Regions from separate parts of the Homo sapiens genome. Here region 1 is linked to region 2. A link is a loop called in an ENCODE intact Hi-C map of the cell type or tissue named here. Cell type or tissue: right lobe of liver. All regions are shown on one strand.

Region 1 (2,500 bases), 220 kb before region 2:
TTATGCTTGTAATCCCAGCAATTTGGGAGGCCAAGGCAGGAAAATCACTTAGAGACCAGCCTGGGCAACATAGCAAAACCCCATCTCTAAAAAAGTTAAAAATAAATTAGCTGTGTATGGTGGCACATGTCTGTAGTCCCAGCTACTTGGAGGCTGAGGCAGGAGGATCACTTGAGCCCAGAAGTTCAAGGCTGCAGTGATCATGCCCACTGCACTCCAGCCTGAAGGACGGAACAAGACGCTGTCTCTAAAAAAATAATAATAAATAAAAATAAATTTAAAAAACTAGGTGAACACTTTGTTCATGATCTCTAGTAGTTAAAAGAAAAAGGAAAGCAGTCTCAGGCTGGGTTAACTTCAATCAGACAGTGGAACTTAAGCACGTCTTTGAAGGAAGTGCCAACCTGAGATGGCCAACTAGGAGAAGCCTTTTGGGGGGTCCTGGTATAAAACAGAAGAGGAGACTGTCCCTGCAGAGCTTCAGCCAAAACTTAGTAAGAAGAAGAACCTGACTTTAGTGCCAAAGAGAGGAGGAAAAATCTACACACTAGAAATTGGGAGTTGTGGCTGTTGCATTTAGTTTTACTCACATGACTACAAGGTGGGAAAACTGGTTAACCACACTTTTTTTCCAAAAAAAAAAAATGATCTTGGGGTTGTTTTTGACCATAATTTCAATAAAAACCCACAATATAACACGTGACATGGTTATTTCCAATGTTCATTTACTCATAGGCTATAATAACAGAAGGGCTTTCATTCATTCATCAGCTATTTACGGACCACATACAGTGGGCCAAGCACAACACTTGCTTCTGGGGTTCCAATGGTGAACAAGATAGATGCAGTATCTGCCCACATGGAGGTTACAGTCTACTAAGGAATACAGACACTAGACAAGTTATAACACGTGTGATGGGTAGTATGAAAGGGCGAGTCCAAGGTGCTGTGACTAAGTCATGGGGACTTGTCCTCATCATGGAGAGACAAGGAAGACCTTCCAGAGGAAATGACACTGAAGGTGAGACTTAAAGAAGAGTTAGGAGATGGGGTTCCATACCATATTTTGTTTGAAAACAGTGTTTCACTGCCTTAAAAGAGTTAGAACACCATTGGACTAAAGCGTTGATTCTTCAGGTAACTTCTGTTATAACATAGGTGCCCCTGGTAGAGACAGCTGGTAACCCCTATAAATATTTCCCTATAAATAAATTCCACCAAGGAAAATAAAAAGCACAGCCTTAGGGGGTTAGAGCACAAGACAGGAACATTTTGATAGAGGGAAGGGATATAAATCTGAAGTATTACCTGAAAAGTCAGGCTTAAATATGGCTCTCCAAGGGGAGATGAGGGAATCACTTAGGTGCTGGGGTGGGGGCAGTGGTATACCAAAGTGAGAAGTATTTTATCAATGACTGTTTAGAATTGCCAGCATGTGGTTATAATAAAAGTCTGACCAACTTTAGTCAGTTTTAATATTGTTTTTAAATTATTCATAAACAATGCACCTGCTTATTGACTGAACCCTGTTGGAGCACTCTCCACCACCCCCCACCACCACCCTGCATGCCACTAGATGGCAGTCACACAGAAGTTGGAGAAAGGCAAACACTAGTAGTATTCAGCCCAGTTTTCCGGAGCCCTTTGCTCTGCAATTCTAAGAAAATCAGCTCTCTGGAGTACCTCTTGGGATATGGCCTCTTCTCAAACAGCTGAAGTCATTATTGTACACTTGCCGTGTTTGTGCAGGGGAAAGTAGCCACTTATGGCCCTGAACTCATGTCAGGCAGAGGGGAGAATTTAGGCAACTATCTGGTTGTCAGGCAACCAAAAACCCCTTCTGCAAGGACTAACTGATTGTTTTCTCAAATGTCCCTTTTGCTTTGGTTAGTGGAGACCTAGTCTGAGTATGATTACTCTCCTGGATCTGAAACAAAGGCATAATCACATGGGGTAGGATTGGAAAGGACCAGATATTAACCCCAAGCCACAGACAAGGGGATGTCTGGAGCAAGACAACAGGCTTGAGAATGCTCTGATGCAATGCAGTGGGTAAGGAGGAGGGTGTTTGGGTGAAAGGAAAAGGTCAGTTTGCATTTGAAGTCAAAACTGTGGCCTATGGGATGCCCTGAAGTTTCGGAAACTGAGGACAAGCTCCAAGAATATTGAGACATTCTGGCAAGTTTGGAGAGGGAACCCCTCCAGAAAAACACAGACAATTCGAGCTGATTGAATGGCTTTGGATACAAAATGGGACTCTGTGTTGGATGAGAGGGGAAAGTTTGTCAGCAAGTATAGGCGAAGGAGGTTCTGGGACAGAGCAAAAGGAAGGGAGGACCTCAAAAGTAAAGGAATTCTAAACGTCTTTTCAAGATTGTAGTCTGCTAAAGTTTTGGGGTAGATATGACTATCTCCTTGTCCTCCCAACAAACTAAGAAGTAGACAAATTTGGTCTTGGCCACATATTTTGCTGTCCCCTCCTACCTTTTAGCTCCCATCT
Region 2 (2,500 bases):
ACATCACTCCAGGATTCATATCTTGCATTAGAATTGGGGATAACTCTCCAGAATCTGGGGCTAGCATTAATGGTGTGGACATTGCCTCAGAGGATGAAGTGCTCATTATAGGTGTACACACCACTCCAGAGGATGGAGCTGGCATTGCCAATGGTGATATCTCTGCAGAATCTGGTGCTACCATTAGCGTTGCGGACATCGTTCCAAAATCAGGAATTGTCATCATCCCTGGGGACATTACCCCATACTCTGAAGTGGACAGCAATGGGGACAATGTTCCAGAATCTAAGGCTGGCATTAGCAATGGGGACAGTGCCCCAGAGTCTGAGGCTGGCATTAGCAATGGGGAAAGTGCCCCAGAGTCTGAGGCTGGCATTAGGGGTGGGGACAATGCTCCAGAGTTTGGTACTCCCATTAGAGGTGCAGACATGGTGTCAAAGACTGGAGATGTCATCAACTGTGTGGATGTCCCTCCAGGGTCTGAGGCTGAAGTTGAGACTATAGGCAACTGTACATGAGAATGCAGAATCTGTACGTCTGCTCTGGTCTCTGTCATTGGTCTACAGAAGGCCATCTGCTTGTTTTGGGGCTCAACATTTTCCTCCCTCATTGTATTGTTGAATCGCAGTGAATGTAAGGGTATTGACATATCTGCCACAGCCACAGGATAGTGTGGAGGGAGCCCAGGAGGCAAGAAAATCTGTAAACAAGAAACAAGTTTAGAGGTCAAAAGCCAGTATCAAGAAGATTTGGAAACAGACAAATTGTTCATGGTGGAGACCTGTTTTTATGCGTTGTCAGGTATATGGCATTGAAGGTGAGGCTATCAGATTAAAGAAGCTGTGAAGCAATGAACAACTTTGGAGCTGGAGCAAATGTCCCTTCTGCCTCTATCCTTTTCAAACCAACCCAGCCTCTCAGTTTGTAAATGCTATAAACGCCAGCAGCCTCCGCAGCCAGGAGCCTGGGCAGTCCTGACTCAAATAAAGCAGCAGCACCACCTTCTGGCCAAATGTGAGAAATGCGGATTCCTGGCCTGTATTCTATCCCACGGCAGTACTCACAAGCCAGCCAAGGTACTGGCAAGCCTGAATGGGAAAGTCCTTTGCCCCAGGATAATTATTAGTTCCTGGGGCTCATTGAATTCTGCCAGTGGTTTAATCCTCATTTTACTACTCTGATGGCCCTGAATGTTCTCAGGAAAAGGGAGACATTTATCTAATCAATGACTGAGAGCAACATTCCATGAACTGAAAATTCTGCTTATTATTTTCATTATTCTTATTAATAACAGCAACCACCACCCCATTACTACTATTTATTTATTGCTTCACGTAGTATGTGCCAGGCACTGTACTTTAGACAACTGTCACAACTTCCTATAACGTGAGGGCCTTTGTAAGCATTATCCCATTTGGGTCTTACAATCTCCTGGGCAATAGATATTATTATCCCCATTTTACAAGCTTTCTCAGATTAGCCAGGGTCAAGGCTAAAATAGGGTCACTGCAACAGTAACAAACTGTATAGCATTGACTCTGACCCCCTCCTGGGGGTTGCCTAGTGTTTGGCATCCCTGAGCTTGCATTCAATTATTTCTCTGACATCCCAGATCATGGGTCACTTAAAGCCCAGTGTCTGGCATGTCCAAGTTTCAAGTTTCTCTGATGCCATGGGGGTGGGCAATCCAGAGCCTCACCCCTCCAGCCTGCTCCAATAAGCAGCCCAGAAGGGGCTTTTGGACACACGGCTTGGAAGCCAATGCAAATATTACACAATGTTGACATGTCCCCACAGCCTGCCCATGCCAAAAGCAGAAAACTTGCTACTTTGGGACAATGTCACAAAAGTCATCAACCTCATGGAATTGTGATTCCATAATAATGAGAAAACCTGCAACAGAAACGCTAACAGTGAACATTTCTTTAGCATGCACTGACTGGCAAACACTCTGCTAGGCACTTTACATGTATCATCTCATGTGGTTCCCATAGCAACACTAAGAGATTTCGGTTGTACTCTTCCTTTATCTTACAAATGAGAAAATTCAGACCCAGAGAAGCTTAATAGTTTGCCTGCAGTCACATAGATTCCTGGGTCCATCCAGTTCCAGAGCCCCCTACTCTTCACCAAGGTGCTATAAAGATCCACCTCTCCCCCTTACTCAGTCACACTACCGAGACCCCTGCCTCTGTCTCCAGCCTGGACAACCCCAAGATGGGTTGTCATAAAAGAAATGCTGGCCTCCTGCTGACACCCTGGTTATTGTAATAATTGTAATAATTGGTGCAATGGGAAAGATGAGTCAAAAAAGCAGCCATAGACCTCCACCTCCCATCTTCAGAAAAATATCTGAACATGCCACAGTTTCCCACCAGGCAAAACCCAGAAAGATCTTACCTTGCCAGTGACGGAGAAGAGGGAGAGAGTATCCTTTGCGCCCCTAGCTCTTTCACTCTGGCCAATTAACTTATACCTCGTGCCCAGCCAGTTCATTAAA

Evidence for each region. A loop is a pair of places that touch in the nucleus more often than their neighbours do. Peaks named below come from ENCODE experiments on the same cell type or tissue, not always from the same donor. Only the 100,000 strongest peaks of a DNase experiment are listed, where the experiment ranks them.
Region 1: it touches region 2 in a loop (4-fold over the local background); 34 of 110 quality-filtered maps call a loop at or near these places.

The regions. Positions count from the first base shown.
Region 1 is chrX:110,664,943-110,667,442 of GRCh38, reverse strand. No RefSeq gene overlaps it. Among named protein-coding and RNA genes, the nearest start is that of CHRDL1, 130 kb to the left of the region's middle. In right lobe of liver, a CTCF peak has its summit at 1,560 (motif pointing right); a DNase peak (open chromatin) is centred at 1,572.
Region 2 is chrX:110,448,767-110,451,266 of GRCh38, reverse strand. RTL9 (retrotransposon Gag like 9) reads right to left here. Exons shown (of 4, transcript NM_001385449.1): 3 at 1-700. The coding sequence starts at 649. Among named protein-coding and RNA genes, the nearest start is that of CRIPTO3, 71 kb to the left of the region's middle. In right lobe of liver, a CTCF peak has its summit at 1,018 (motif pointing left); DNase peaks (open chromatin) are centred at 996 and 1,726; H3K27ac peaks cover 682 bases; H3K27me3 peaks cover 245 bases.